2 separate regions of the Homo sapiens genome follow, and region 1 is linked to region 2. The links are chromatin loops, found by intact Hi-C in ENCODE. Cell type or tissue: gastrocnemius medialis. All regions are shown on one strand. Each heading gives the region's core, and the rest is flanking DNA. Links, peaks and the distances in the headings are about the cores only.

Region 1 (8,335 bases), core at 207-8,206, 51 kb after region 2:
AAAAGATGCTTTCTGAAATTAGTGGTTTTAAAAGTCTGTCCTCTTGAGACAGTTCCTGGATGCCTGAGATGTGTCTAGAACTGTATGAAATCCAAGAATGCAGGCAGGACCCTCATCCTGGCGCTGTTGGAGCAATCCTCATAAAGTTTGCTTGACTGACTTTGTTTTATAATGTGCATCAAACTACACCACGGAAACCCCAAACCGTATCGAGATTTCCATAAAGATTTTTAAACATGCTATCTGGATTTCCCGCTTGCCTTTCTCTTTTTCCCTCTTACTCTGTCTCTAACCGAAGCAGGAAAAAAAAAGAAAAAAGAAAAAAAATCTGGAAAATGGGCCGGAAAACTAATAGAAGAAAAATCAAATGATCTGGAGCCGATGATCTTATTTACAGAGGGTTCCTGGGGCCGCGATCGGGTGGAGTGAGGGGGTCTCAAGGTGAAGGGCGGAGCCTTGCGGGACCGAGTCTTGCTCCCTCCCTCCAGGCGCCCGCCCACCCAGGAGAGCGGCGCACCGGGGAGTTTTGATATCCCCCGGAGCTCGCTCGCGCTAGGGCAGTCCTTTTGACTTTTTAAACCAAATTTGAACACAATCCGAGCTCCTGCAGGGGTGCGGGAGCTTGGGTGGGCGCGGGGCCCTGGGGCGCGCTGGGTGTGGCCGTCATTAGCGCCCCCGGGCGCCGGGCGGCGTCGTGGGCATCTCCGAGGGGCGCTGCGTTGCTGGCGTCTGAGCGCACCGGCTCCCTGGGCACTGCCGCGGGTCTGGGACTGCAGGCCCGGCCCAGGACTGAGGGACTCGGTAGCTTCAGGCAATCTTCGGGACCCGCCCCCTCTGTCTGGGCTCCAGTCCCTGCGCACCTACTGTACGCCCCTCGGGGGACCTCAGAGGGTGGGGAGCACACCCAGCCCCACGCAGCTGCAGCCACCAGGCTCGGGCAGTGATGTCCAGGGCTATTGGGCCCCGCAGAACCCATGCATAAAGGACTGGGATGCGGTGTTCCTGTCCCGGGCCAGGTTGGCGGAGGGGGGGATGATGGGGGGGCATGGAGGGAGGGTTGTTCTTAGAAAATGGGAGAGGGGACAAACTCAGCATCCTCTCTGCCTACATCTCCTTCATTCCAGGCTTCAAGACCATTGCACCAAAAGCTCTGGCCAGCTTTAAAGATTCCAGCTGAGCTTCCAGTGATGCTCCCCGGACCCTCTGCATAGCGCTGTCTGTGTCTACACTTAAAGTGGGGCGGAGGTGACTTATTGGGTCCCAGATCTCAGCTTCTGCCACTTGTTGGCCTGAGGACAGTGACTTTTGAGGCTCTTTCATGGCCCTGGATGACCAGGCATGGAAGGAAAAGGTGTCAGAAATTATGGAGAGGACACTGGGATTGGACAGGAGTCAGGTGGGAAGGGTGCAGACCCTGGTGCTAAGGACGTCACTGTTGTTTCTAGGACTCTGTGGAGAGCTCACAACCTGTCAGCGGCTTGTCAGTCACCCTGCAAACAGATCCTTCTTGGTGGGAGGTTTTGGGGGGACTCTGAGAATGACCTGGAGCTGACCCCTGGTGACTGGAGGTCATAAGCCAAGGTTGGCCTGTGTTAAAGTCTGGGCCATACTCTCCCAGCCTCTGCAGGCAGGTCCCTTCCTCTCCTCTGCTCTCTGGGCCTAGTTTGGGGTTGCCTATTGTCCTGGGATCCTCGGCCTGCTTTCCTTCTGCAGAATTCCTCCAACAAAAGTCAGAAACGCACTTCTACAGGCCTCAAGAAGTGGATGAGGTCATATAGAGAACCAGGGCAACTATAGGTTGCAAAAAGGGACTCTGAACTCCTGACCTAATTTTTCAGGCCAGTGTTCCCTTTACAACAATCCTTGTTGGGGATTCTGGAAGGAGAGTGATTTTCTCTCCTTCCTATCCAGTTCTATAAGGTTTCATCGCTTCTCCTGTTCCCTAACGGAAAGGACCAACCACAAGGAAAAAATAGTTCTTTGGAATCTCAGCTTGGAAACGGTCAAGGCTGGTAATCAGAATATTTAGAATAGAGAAATTCAGAATGCGAATCACTGGTCTGCAGCTCACACCAAGGCCTGGGTTGAGGGGTGAGGGGCAGGTTGAGGAGTGCAGGGGAAAATACAGAAAACTCCTTCCTCTCCTTCCACTCTTTTTCCCAAAGCTCAGCAGACACGACTCCTTCATCCTCCTTTCTTGAATTAATGCTCCTTCTAATTGTAACTAAAGATCTAAGGTGCATCTCTGTAGAAGAGAGGAATGTGATTTTGCAATCCACAGTTCTAATTATAGGGAAAACTGTTATTTAGTAAAAAGGAAGGAAAAGGAAACGAATTGTGTTGAACAAGAGAAGAGGTGCTCAATAGAGGCTACGATTTGTGTAAGGAACTGTGCATTCCAGTCATAGTCGTGGAAAATGTGTTTTATGAGTTTCTTAAAACTGTACGACTCTGATGAAAATTCATAGAAAGATCTTATTTCTGTGCGTCGTTGGTTTGCTCTTCCCATCTCAGCCTTTTTCCTTCGGGCAGACTTACGGAAAACACACAGAGGGCCTTCGAATTTAAACAATAAAATACTGTCACGATGTCATAAAACTATTGCAGTGACCATTTAAATATTGGTACAACATGTCTGGCTGGTCCAAAATGTCACCATTATGAATCACAGACTGATACATTTATAAATATACTCAAATGTTAAGACATTAACGATTTCCTCAAATCTCTCCATTTGGGTTTAGTCCCCAAAATTGTTTTCAAAAAGGAAACATGTGAACATATTTTAAAGAAATGGACAGCCGAGCCTAGTTTACTTCTGGCATACATGCACACTAGGTCTGACGTTAGCCACGGAGCAAGTGAAATTCAGACTGGTAACAGGGATTATTTCTGGGCCTCCCGCTTTTAAAGTTCCCCTTTCTCTTGTTTCCCTCATTTCTCACCTCCTACAAATGGTGCAGGGAACAGGGAGCCCGAGATTTTATTTGCTACGCCTTCATGCAAAGCAATTTGATTTGTTTGTTTAGTTTTGTTTTGTTTCTCTCTAAAGGGTAAAGATGCTCCCAATTTGTGGCAGGACTGTGTTTCTTTATGCCCTAACAATCATGAGACAGCCTGGGAGACTGAAATTCTCTCACCCTGTCCCCTACCCCCGCTAGGGAAAAAAATGCTAGACAGAGCTGGGTTTGTTCAGGAGCTGGGGCGGAGCAATGCCTGGAGAGAATTCCCCTTTTCTGGGGCTGTTTGATGTCTGAATTTTGAAGATTTACATCAAAAGCGAGAAAAGCAGTGTTATGGCAAGTTGGGTTAAGACTCTTGCTCCGCTTTTAAGCAAATGCTTCAAAACAAACAAATCCTGATTGAGGTGGCTGGACCTGGACCACCTCCTTTATAACTACTACATGGCCTGCCTGGACCTGGGACATCTTCTTTTAGATTTAGGATGGGCTAAGAGTGAAACAAACTTCCAAGTTTCTCTTATTTTCCTCAGAACAACAAGGAAGGCACAGGACCAAATTATTCATTCAGCATCCTGACAAATAATCAGCGGAGATAAAAATTGTAGCCTATCACTGCAGATAAAACTTCTCTAAAAAAAACCAAACAAACAAAATAAAAGAACTAAGACATTTCTTCAAAGAGACGGACAAAATTATTTTTCAAAAATCAAATGACAGTGAATCGTAGTGGGGAACCTTGCAAATCAGCAAAGTGAAGCTGGTAAATCTCACTTCCTATTCCCTCTTAGTGAATGTTTATATTAGCAGCGCTAAGAAGAGCTTGGTTGTGTGTTTTACCGGCATGGAAATCAGACGGCTGAAGGTTGTCACTCATGTACTCCTGTATTTTAGTCTTCCAACCTATCTCAGTCTTTAACTACCGGCAGCCAAAACAGAAAAAAACAAACAAACAAAAAACAAAAAGAGAGAGAGAGAGACTTATGTGGCAATCAGACTTTTAAATATATTGATTGGCCTAGTAGACTGGAGGAGTGTATTTCGTAAAGCCAAGAGTATGTGAATACGGAAGTAAGTTGGCCTAAACGAAAACAACGGCCACAGCAGCAAAAGCCTCCCAATGTACTGTGCTTGGGAACCTTTGAACGTGTCATAGGCAACTCTAGATATTTAGACCAGGACATGCTGGGAATGCAGCTACCGAGACAGCTGTGTGCCATGTTTGTGAGGGTGACCATGATCTGTCTTCTGTCCACTGCTTTTAGCAGGAAAACTGGCAGTGTGGCAAGGGGGTGGTTCTACTTCAGAACAGAAGTATCTAGAATTGGTGTTGCTAAGTAAAAATGACTGGGGTAAAGGCACAAGGGAGAAAAGATCAGAGCGTGAGCATCCTGCATTCAGTAATAAACAGCATTTCCCATCGGAGGGGTCTGTGTTGAAAGACTCCCAGGTAGTTATGGCTTTGAGACAGTGAGGAAATGATGTCTCCGTAGCAGATTTATTTGCCAGGCAAAAGTAGAATGTCTGCCTATTTGATGTCAATATATTAATGTGTCAGATACATTGTAAAAAATTATTACATGGTTTTTGAAAAGGGAAACATGCAAGAAGCCAGGGAAATGTAAAGGAGGTGATTTTTTTTTTTTTGAGTAGGAGCAAAAAAGAAAAGGGAGCAAAAAATCACACAGAGGGTGTGTATTTAACTAACTTTGTATTTTGCCACACATTGTTTTCATTTACAGCTATGTCTGACAAATGAGCACGTTTGACATCACTGATAAATGCAACACCGTCTAGGGCCTACGAGAAAACCAGGGGGCTCGGCTCCGCTGGAGCCTCTGCCCGTGGATTTGTTTAGGGAAGGGGAGTCGAATATCTATTTTTCTTCTTAGTAAAATTATCTGCCAGAGAAACAATGAAGCATGAAAAAGTACTATTTAGAATGTGCATGCCTATATATGATTTTAAAATGCTAATTGTTGCATTCCGGGAAACTTTCCATTATATATATGCATATATATGTATCTTTGTAATTTCAGTGAATTTTTAAAACTAGTATGGCAGGTTGAAAGCAATGCACCTGTTTACTTGCACACACCATAAATCGAAAAGCAGGAGTGCGCTTTCCTACCGGTCTCTATGAAACCCCCAGACAAGAGGCATAGTTAACTACTACATTTAATAGCCTTCTTCTCTAACACAGTAATTTTTATTTAAAAAGGAGACTAAACAGAAGTCAGGGGTAGGTGGTTCTCCATGACTGCAAATAATAATAATAATGATGATTTTTTTTAATGTACAGCTCTCACACAAATTTCATTTTGTGAACACACTGGTAAGTACACGATGCTGGGGCTTCCAAAATGTGGCGTATCCCACTGATGGCTCCAACTTGCGAGTGGGCTCAGTTCTGTAATTGGAATGAAAGGAATTTTAACACTATTTAGACAAAGATCAAACGCAGCGTAAAGGGGAAAGCTAGATTTCCTCATATGATTTTTTTTTTTTTAAATTTAGAGACTTATTGTAATGAATGGCACTTACTCAGGATTTAGGAGTTCTTTGTAAGAAAAAAAAAACATGTATTTGTTTGCTACTCCCACTATACTTCAAAGTTTTCAGTAATTGTTATTTCTAAAAATGCCTTTTACTAGGAGTTAACCTTCTCTTACAGCCAGCCACTCAAACCTCATTTTTGCCAGCACCTTTGCATTTGATTTTCTAAAGTTTGGGGGCCCAAACCTGCTTATTATATTCAACTACCTTGTAGATTCCTATCAAAATGCTTAATTCTACACAACTATATTTTCCTTCCAATCCAGGCCTCATTTGTCATGAGATAACTGCAATAACTACATCCAGAATATCACTCTTATTTTGAGAATGTTTGCCTAAAATCTTTCATCAGATGCTTTTTTGTTAAAAGCATTCTCTCCATTTCTGCTTCTTCAGAGTTTGTGTATCTCTTAGTTGTGATGAGGAAAAAAAAAAAAAAAGGAAAGAAATATCTGAAGTCAAGAACACTTGACTTCAAGCTCATGAGGGGAGGTTTACTATTAAGACTTTTGTTAAGCAAAATTAAGTGTGGATTCAGGAGCCTGTCTAAACTAGCACATAAAGGAAGGTCAAAATGTCGAGGTTACACACTGTCTTCGTGTTTTGTAAAAAATAGGCAGGAAGGCCAGATGATAAACTGGCCAGAACTTAGCAGCACCAAACACAACCTGTTTTCTTAAAAATAAGTCTTTCAGTCAGAGTTGCAATATTATCTTTTTTTCTTTTAAGAACGGCAGAAAACAAAACAAAAGTCATCGTGTTTGGCTGTATTTTCAAAACAGTGCTGGCTTTGTCTAACATTCTATTGGTGTGCTAGGGGAAGATGACTAAGAGTGCAAACTGCATGAATTTGTAACATTAGTTTCATGAATTTGTGTCATTTAAAAATAGGTCAGCGCTTAGGAGTCCTACTAGTGAAGGTAGTTTTGAGTCTTTCCAAGGGATCTTTAAGTCAGCCCCCATACACAGCCTATTTTGGGGTAAATACCAGTAAATCAAAGCACAGCCTATATTCCACACAGGTATTATTTTTTGCTTTTATTTCTGGGGATAGCATGATCTGAAATCATTACTAGCTCATCCAGGTAGAGAAGTTCTCCACTGAATATTCACGGTGAAATATGATTTGATAACATAGTTTAAACCAGATATGTACTTGGAAATATGGAAGTAAGGAGTGGATTTTCTTTTTCCTATTTAAGACAAATGATCTTCAGTGTTAAAGAGAAAAGCAAAACAAAACAAACAACTATGATTTGTCATGTTTATGTTAAATCTTGTCAGGCCTTGCTAACAAGAAAATCTCGGTGTGTAAGAGAAGAAGGAAAAATAGTCAACTTTAGTGAAAAGGCAAGCGCTGTTTCTCTTTACCGTTCAATGCATATGTGCGCAAGCCACCTCTGATGCGCCATATTTGTCCGGCTCCTCTGTCTATGGATGGCTTTGCTCCTGATCAGAAGTGTAGGGCCATGCTCAGGAAGCCTAGTTCCACTGTTTTGTTTTGTTTTTCCTACCAAGGGCAATTATGGCTCAACTCATTTGAAAACTGAAAACTTTGGGGAGAAAAAAATGAGGTCATAATTTACATCTATATTAAATATTGCTAATCAGTATATGGGGCCAGCCTCCTCACTTCAAAAAACAGCCTATAATTTCACCCTGAATTACTGTCTCCCTATTCCTCCAGGAATCCTTCCACTGGAGAAAAGGATGCATTTTACACTTTTAACGAGGTTGTTGGGCCCAGTTAAACTGTACACTAAGAAACTGAGTACAGAATCAAAAAAAAATGCCGTTTATTATTGTAGATTATTCTTTTCTTGATATAACCAGAATTGAAAATGAAAGAAAAGCACATAGGAACAACACGCGTGGTTAGTTAGTAACTCAAGATATAAAACAATTTTGCACAGCAAAATATGTAAAAGAAAAGTAACTGACAAGATTTTTTTATATTTATTGTGGTAAGATTTACTTTTCATTTCTTTTTAAAGACAGGATGTCAGTCCCTGAAAATAACATTTACTGATTATTGCCTTTAAAACTGTGGATTTTTTTTTAAGTTACAGAAAATCCAGTTCTGCACCACAATACAACTGTAAAAAAATCTGCATCATCTTAAAACTGTGCAGTAATGCCATTTTTATAACTGCATAAATTTTATTAGCGTTCTAAACAGTTTTGCAATTTTTTTTTGTATTATATGCTTGCAGGTTATATCTTAGTGCAATTCAGTCCCAAATACTTTAATTTTGAAAAGAAAAAAAAACATACATTTTTGAATGTAAAATACCCCTACAGATATAAACAGGGGCGTTTCCCCTCTTAATACTTTGGTTTTCAATACAGTCAGTGGTATAGCAAAGACTACACATACCCAACTTATATTTAAGTTGCAAGCACATGCTGTATAAGCTACTTTTTTTAAACAGTCCCCTTGCAAACTCTACCCCCCTTAACATCACAATAGTAAACAATTTAGTGCATCAATCGTTTAAAAAATCTACAGCTAAACAGACCTAACTCTTTCAAATTTATCTATAACATTCCTTTATCTGTAGCATACATTTTAACTGGGCTAACAGATTATAAAAACTAGAATTAAATTATATACTAGAAACCCAGAGCATTCCACATTTGACAATGACCAAAAGCCAAAAAATATAAAATAAAAATAAAACAAACCAAAAATAATGGGGCAGTTTCTCTTTTTAAAAAATAAATTTTAGACTGCTTCTCGGCAATAGCACAATTTTAGTCCCCAAAGTGGGGCGTCATTCTTATTAAAAAGAAAACATTAAGAGTTCTTCAATGTTTGC
Region 2 (8,335 bases), core at 305-8,304:
TTCTATAATTAATGATCTAAAAAGTCAGAATTTGAGTCTTTATCTGTCTGGCTGCAGAGTGCAGAGTGTGAAATCTATTCTACATACTGCACCAAGAAAGAAAATTAAAAGGCATTATTTTTCCTTTTCACTTCAAAAACAATTTTGAAAAAGAAGAATGAGAAGAATGATCACTATAGCAGATATTAAATTTATCATAAAACTATAAAAAAGAGTTCTGTCCTATTTTAAGAATCAACAAATAAATAGATGAATGAAGTAAAATAGCCCTGAAACGTTTCTGTGTGTGTAAAATTAAAGCACAGTACAAGATGCATATACAAACCATTAGAGAAAGGAAGGCTTCTTTTGACAAACACTGTTAGAAAACTGGTGATTTATACAAAAATAATTAAGCCAGCATCTGATGTGAAATACCCAAATAAATTCTAAATGCACTGAATATTTAAATGTCCGATATAAAAACCATAAAAATGAAGAAAGTATGGGGGAAGAATTAACTGATGCTTATGGAATCTTTTCAAACACTAAAGCAAAGAAAGAATATTAAACCTGACTACACTTTATTTACAAACTAAATATTATACATGTAAAAATATAACTATAATTAAAAGGCCAGAGATAAACATGGAAGAAATTTTATCACAAATATTGTTCCATTATATATTGCTGGGAGATATAAATTGCTGGGAGAAATCACCTGGGAACATGGTGGCACATGCTTGTGGTCCCAGCTACTCAGGAGGCTGAGGCAGGAGAATCACTTGAACCAAGGAGGTGGAGGTTGCAGTGAGCTGAGATCACACCACTACGCTACAGCCTGGGTGACAGAGCATGACTCTGTCTCGAAAGAAAGAAGGAAAGAAAGAAAGAAAAGAAAAGAAAAGAAAAGAAAAGAAAGAAAGAAAGAAAGAAAGAAAGAAAGAAAGAAAAAGAAATCACCCAGGAAAATACAAACACTCTTGAAAAACAAGATGAGGTAGAAAAGGAAAAGAACAGACAATTCATGGAAGGAGGAACAAAAACGGCCATAAATAAAAATACAGAAAAATGTTCAAGAGTAGACAAAGATGAATACAAAGACATTATTTTGCTTGACTATGAAAGAAAGTTTTGTAAAATGAATAATTCTAATAAGGTAGTTACAGTGAAACTGGGTATCTCCTGTGGTATTTGTGGTAGTATAAACTAATTCAGTCTTTCTGGAAAGCAATCTTATTATATGCATTAAGTTTTAAAATTAGGCCAGGTGTGGTGGCTCATGCCTGTAATCCCAGCACTTCGGGAGGCCGAGCCGGGTGGATAACCTGAGGGCAGGAGTTTAAACCAGCCTGGCCAACATGGTAAAACCCTGTATCTGCTAAAATTACAGAAATTGGCCGGGCTTGGTGGCATGCACCTGTAATCCCAACTACTAGAGGGGGCTGAGGCAAGAGAATCACTCGAACCCAGGAGGTGGAGGTTGCAGTGAGCCGAGATCGCGCCACTGCACTCCAGCCAGTGTGACAGAGCGAGACTCCACCTCAAAACAAAACAAAACAAAAGAGAAAGAAAGAAAAGAAAGTTTTAAAATTAACTATAACAATTTTTCGTGAACATTTATAATAAAGATATAATCAGAGATTCAGACTAAGATTTATAAAGATGTTCAATATAGTGTTATCTATAACAGGAAAAATGGAGACAATCTAAACATCCAATAATAGTTTGATAATTAAATAGTTTCATTCATAAAGTATAATATTCTGCAGCTTTGGATAATGTTAATTACACATAGCCTAGTGCTAAACGGAAAAATGCAAGATGCATGCCTTTCTAAATGCCACATGATCACAATCATGTCAGACACTCTGAGGCATGTGTGCATTGAAAATCCATTGCAAAAAGATTCTCCGAGGTAAAAATGGTGATTTTTTTCTCTGATGAAATTATGAGTGATTTTTAGCTTTTCCTATATCCTTTACTGTAAGTATGAGATGATTTCTGTAACAAAAAAATATATATATAAATTTTAAGCAAACATAGCCAGGTGAGTCTCTCCTGAAGCCCACTGCTGGGAGGAGCCTCATTTGTGAGCTGTCCCTGCTAAGGGGAAGAATTGAGACTGCAGTGGTAGAGTCAGGGCCAAAAGGATCCCCAAGAGGTCACCACAGGAGCATGCAGCCACCGAGGCAGGTGGAGGACCAGAGGCTGTAAAGGAATGAGGTGGGATTATCAGACAGGTTACGTGATGAAGACTCTGAGAAAAAGCTGGCCAACTAGATGGAACACAGCACCTCCTTGTAATCCCCAGGGAGGCCATCTCCAGACACATCGAGATTGCAGTTAGGGCATGAGAGCTCAGTAACTCTGCTTCCCTGAAGTCCCTGCGCTCTGGTGTCACTGGCTCCCAGAAGAACCATGAGAACCAAACAAACCTGATTCCAACGCTTCAACCACTCAGCCTCCCAGCGAGATCAGTTACTCTGAAGACAAGGGCATCCACGCACCAAAAGACTCACTGGCCAGCTCAGACGAAGCCAGCTGGAGGACTGGGTCCATCACAGGGGCTTCCTCTCCCATCAGCACCCCACCCTGCTCATGGTCAACAATGCTCATTGGCATGGTCAACTGGCTAGGAACCTCTGTGGGAAGCCAGACCACTTTGCTGGGTGTCTGCTTCCCGGTGCATGCCGGGGAGATGGCAGATGACCTTGTGAAGGTCTAATGAGGTTGACAATGTAGATCGAATTTTGCGTGGCACAGGCTGGAAATAAACAATTCAGTATCCAAATATGAGCATCAGGACTCACCCTCTTCTCTGACATGTGGGGAAAACAGCTATCTTAGGGTTATTTGGGAAAAGTAAAGGAGTTGGTCTGTAAAAAATTTAGCGGCATCTGCAGTGCACAATCTAGGTTAATTATTACTCTTTACTGCTACTACTGTACTTTTACCATTAATACGATTATCACCACTACTACTATTGCTATTACCGCTAGTACTATCACTACTACTATTTACTACGGTTACTACAACTGCTATTTTTAGCACTACATCACACTACTACGGTTACTACTGCTGTTGCTACCATTACTACTATTGACACGATTACTGCTATCACTATTCCTGTTACTACTAGAGCTGCTGCTACTGATATTACCACTACTATACTAATCTAATAGTGCTATAATTATTGCTATCACAATTACTTTTACCATTACTGTTACTACTGCTGCTTCTTCAACGACTGCTATCGTACTCTAAGCCACCTCATGCGTTTACAGCAACCACACATTCCAGATTTAAGGGAAATCATCTTGGTTGGAATTATTCTGTCTCATCACCTCCAAAAGTCCTCTCACAACTGTCAGACTATGCACCTGTTCGTGCAGAAAATATTTGTACCCGTAACCCAAACCCTTGTTGAGTGAGGCAGTCATGCGCAGGGCTGAAGGAGCCTGCGTCAGTCCCTGGCAGGGACTCTAGGCACAGTAGTACCTGCTTCCCAAACCACCAGAAAAAAAAAAAAAATAATAAATGCTGCTACACAGGAGCTGTTCTCCTTTTAAGGATAAGGAAACTGAGGCTTAGGACAATACGTAATATGGCCAAGTTCATACAGCTGGTGAAAGACGAGACCCTAATTCAGACAAGGTTCTACCAGGGCCCTTGTTACCAGCTAAGCTACTAGGGTTTTTTTAGTTTTTTTTTTTTTTTTTTTTGAGATGGTGTTCCAGTCTGCTGCCCAGGCTGGAGTGCAATCTTAGCTCACTGCAACCTCCACCTCCGGGTTCAAGAGATTCTCCTGCCTCAGCGTCTTCAGTAGCTGGGATTAAAGGCAGGCACCACCACGCCCAGCTAATTTTTGTATTTTTACTAGAGACGGGGTTTTACCATGTTGGCCAGACTGGCCTTGAACACCTCACCTCAAGCGATCCACCATCCTCAGCCTCCCAAAGTGCTGGGATTACAGACATGAGCCAACAAGCCCGGTTACTACTAGGGTTTTGAATGATTAAAAAACAGGTTCAGATTGTGGCATTTGCTCAGTTTCCTCAAGGCATGAGATAGGCTTTGGAATAAAAAGCTAAGCTGGTTGGTCCCAGTTCTCCTGACTCCAAGCGTTTCAGTCTTTGGTGACAATTTCCTCCAACTGCTAATGACAATTCAGCGGCAGGTGACCATCCTTGCTGGGACACGGGGCTCCTGGAGCAAGTCCTGTGCAGCTGAAGAGGGGAGCGAATGGGAACTTTGGAAGGAGGAGGAAACAGGAAGTCCAAGCGAGCTCCACGAAGCCTCCGGGCAGGAACGCAAACAGGAAAGCGGTTCTCAGCCAGTGGTGGCCTCTCGCTAGCTAGGTCTGGTGTCCCCAAGGCCCCCCTGGTGCGTGTTATTTTTGGACCATGCCACGTGGTGAGTAAGTGCCTGTTGGATTAGATAGAGTCAAGGCCAGCTTCCAGGCTGGTGTCTCCCAAGCAACAGGGGTCAGTGGCCCCAGGGACATGGCCTATGGCGGAGTTTCAAATCACACTACCCCCAGCCACCCCCCAGACATCTCTGAGGCCCTTGGATAACAAAAGGAAGCAGGGAAAGAAAGAGGGAACTGCTCTTCCTTCCCCTCCAATCAGAGGTCTCCACTCTGGGTACAGTGGCCAGATCTGATGACCTTAGCAAAGCCGCTCTTGGCCTGGAGAATCTTGCAAGCTTGGACTTTCTGGGGCTCGTGCACTGATGGGCAAGCTGGGTTTCCTGGACTGGGAGGGGTTAGCTTCCTTCCCCTTTGGGACTCATACCTCAACCCCATAGCAATTCACTGAACTGCTCCTGGCCTTGGTTAATCTTCAGTGACCATGGCTAGTAGATCATGATAGACTTTAAGAAAGGAGTGTCAAGGCAGTTGGTTTCCACATAAGTTAGACTCTGGGTGGTTTTTATATCATAAGCTAGCACATCTGACCTATAATAGTAAAGAAATTATCCCATTGTGTGACCTTACAGGATTGCATATGTGTGTGCATGCACACGTGTGTGTATGTGCAGTTATGTTTTCTCTCTCCATCTCTCTCTCACAATCACATAAACAATAAAAAACAGTAAATGTTAAGCCTTTTAAAAGCAGAACCACATCATTTTGAGTTTTGCATTTCACTAGACAAAGTGGGAACATTCGTGGTAACATCATGAAGAGTGATAACATAGTAATAAAAGCAGATTTTTCTCAGGCATTTAAAAGGATAAGAGACAAAGGTAGGCGCGATCCATGCTAGCTGGGTCTGTCCATATGATTCCCCAGTATCTTGGAGACAGGCAAGAGTGTAGCTAGAATGGGATTTTAAGCCAGGGAGAACTGGGGATCAATCCCGGTCAGACACCATGACCCTGGTCAAGTGCCTCCTTCCCACTTATCTCATACACAAAATGGGAATGGTGCCTACAGTAGAGGCTTTCTGCCAAGATGACAAGAGCCACTTACACAAAGAGCATGTGGTGGACACCTAGCGGATGTTCAACAAATGTCTGGATGTTCTCAAGATGGCGGGCAGTCCCACCTTTCCAAAGCCTTTGCGGGCAGGACAGACGCGCTCAGTCACAAAATTCCTTTCCTTTGTCTCAATGCCCCACGTTCTGGGTAACATAATATGGTGCTCCTCAACGGTGGCCAAGGGTCAATGCGATGTTTACAGCTGAACAATTTCCAGGCCCTCTTTTCTTTTTCTTTTTTTTTTTTTCTTTTTTTTTTTTCTGAGACGGAGTCTCGCTCTGTCGCCCAGGCTGGAGTGCAGTGGTGCAATCTCGGCTCACTGCAAGCTCCGCCTCCGGGGTTCACGGCATTCTCCTGCGTCAGCCTGCCCAGTAGCTGGGACTACAGGCGCCTACCACCGCGCCCGGCTAATTTTTTATATTTTTAGCAGAGACGGGGTTTCATCGTTTTAGCCAAGATGGTCTCCATCTCCAGACCTCGTGATCCACCCGCCTCGGCCTCCCAAAGTGCAGGGATTACAGGCGTGAACCACCGCACCTGGCCCAGGCCCTCTTTTCTTGTACCAAGGTAGAGAGACAGACACCAAGAGACACCCCCATCTTTGAATGCTAGACTAAAAACGGGAAAATGTTTGTAAAATTAAGTTTTAAAAAGCTACCCCAACAAGTGGTATGATATGGTCAACCGTGGGGGGGAAAGTTTGCACAGAGAATCAAAGAATATACACTAAAATAAGAGGAGCAACTATTAAATTTACAGTTCAACACAGTAGGAACTAGCTACATATGGCTATTTAGATTTAAATTAATTAAAATTAAATAGAACTAAGCCTTCAGTTCCTGACACACTAGACTCATTTCAAGTGCTCGGTCATCACACATGGCAGATGGCTACTGCATTGCACAACACAGATCTAGAAGAGTCCATCAGCAGAGAAAGTTTTACTGGACAGCACTGATGTAGAGATGGAGGTATTTTGAGTGATTTCAAAATTTTATTTCCCTAAATAATATTCCATCATTATTTTTTTCCTATAAAAATGTAAATAGCAGCCGGGCATGGTGGCTCATGCCTGTAACCCCAGCACTTTGAGAGACCGAGTTGGGTGGATCACAAGGTCAGGAGATCGAGACCATCGTGGATAACATGGTGAAACCCCGTCTCTACTAAAAATACAAAAAATTAGCCAGGCGTGGTGGCAGGTACCTGTAGTCCCAGCTACTCGGGAGGCTGAGCAGGAGAATGGCGTGAACCCAGGAGGCGGACCTCACAGTAAGCTGAGATTGCACCACTGCACTCCAGCCTGGGCGACAGAGCAAGGCTCTGTCTCAAAAAAAAAAAAAAAAAATGTCAGTAGCAACAGACAAAATACTAAAATATTATTTTATGTATTGATATGGCACCTTACTTACATTCATTCATGTTTGGTAAAACTGAAATCACAGAAAGAGGTGCTAACCTAATAACGAGGGACTGATCCTTAGACAGGACTTTCATGTTTGGCCATTGCTAAGTTAAGCCTCATGGGGCTTGAGGTGGTTCTCTATGAACTCAAGCAATCTTGGGTCAGGGACCACTGGCTCCCTCAGGCCAGGATGGTGTCCTTCACCACTTTCCAAGAAGACACTCAGCATGCATTTCTGTTGTTTGTTTTCCTTCTTAACTCCTGGAATATTAAATAGATGATCTCAGAATCTTTCCCTCCATGGTTCTAAATTATATCCTTAAATAATGTGGAGGAAAAAAAAGTGAGAAAGGGCAGAACATGCATTACAAAGTAGACTCAGACACAGGACATTGTTTTGGACCTCAACTTCCCGCAAATCAAGCTTGGAGAACATACACAGTGTCTGTGTACTGAGTGAAAGGTGGGGAATGCAGAACTGGACATGCTGCAGAACTGAGGGGGCCCATGCAAAACGACAATGCAAGGTTCCTTGTTCAAAAAGTATCAAGAGATTCAAGGGGACAGCAGAATGTTAAATCAAGTGTGGCACCCATTTGAGCATGAGTACAACTGCACACATTGCATGCCTATGAAGATGGACCCCATGCAGAATTCCAGTTTTTCACAAGCCATTGGAAAAAAAAAAAAAGATTTCAATAGAAAATCGTGGACATTACAAAATTTACCAGAAATTTTTGTAAGTATCACTGCAACCCCCACCCCCCCACAGAGGCATCTTATTTTTTGGTCTATCTTTGATCTCAATACTAAAATTCAAAGTATTTCTATGTAAGCTATTTTAAAATATGGATGCCCATAGAAGCAGAGAGTAGTACGGTGGTTACCAGAAGCCAGGGGATGGGGAGTGGGGGAGATGTTTTTCAAAGGACATAAAATTTCAATTAGAGAGGAGGAATAAGTCCAAGAAATTCATTATACAACCTGGTCACTATAGTTAATAACAATGTATACTTCAAACTTGCTTAGAGAGTAGATTTTAAGTGTTTTCACTACCAAGAAAAAAATAAGTATGTGGGGTAATGCATATTTTAATTTGCTTGATTTAATTAATCTAATTAATTAGCTATTTCACAGTGTAAACATACTTTAAAACATTATACACCATAAATATATACATTTTTGTCCATTAAAAATAAATAATAAATTATAAAATAAAATATATCACTACATTGGAAAAAATAAACAAAATGTGGTATGAGTGTTACCAACATCATCAAAAGGTTAAAGAGATGGGATGAACTTTAAAACTTGATTTTATTGGATAAAGGACAAAAAAGTTCTATCATTGTGAGAACAGATCTATGTCCACCTTATAAAATAACCCCAGTCATCTTAATTTAAACACTATTGATTGGTAACCCAAATGAAAATCAAAATCAATAAGAGAATTTTTTTTTTTCAGA

What was found. A loop is a pair of places that touch in the nucleus more often than their neighbours do. Peaks named below come from ENCODE experiments on the same cell type or tissue, not always from the same donor. Only the 100,000 strongest peaks of a DNase experiment are listed, where the experiment ranks them.
Region 1: it touches region 2 in a loop (4-fold over the local background); 5 of 110 quality-filtered maps call a loop at or near these places.

Annotation. Positions count from the first base shown.
Region 1 is chr16:79,589,184-79,597,518 of GRCh38, forward strand. It overlaps MAF (MAF bZIP transcription factor), which reads right to left. Exons shown (of 2, transcript NM_005360.5): 2 at 4,655-5,370. The coding sequence ends at 5,277. Among named protein-coding and RNA genes, the nearest start is that of MAF, 7.4 kb to the right of the region's middle. In gastrocnemius medialis, for the core only: no CTCF peak of the experiment used is centred there; DNase peaks (open chromatin) are centred at 827, 2,874 and 4,108; H3K4me3 peaks cover 7,240 bases; H3K27ac peaks cover 8,000 bases.
Region 2 is chr16:79,537,979-79,546,313 of GRCh38, forward strand. It overlaps a transcript of MAF not described here. Among named protein-coding and RNA genes, the nearest start is that of MAF, 59 kb to the right of the region's middle. In gastrocnemius medialis, for the core only: no CTCF peak of the experiment used is centred there; DNase peaks (open chromatin) are centred at 3,423, 4,343 and 4,693; H3K27ac peaks cover 2,923 bases.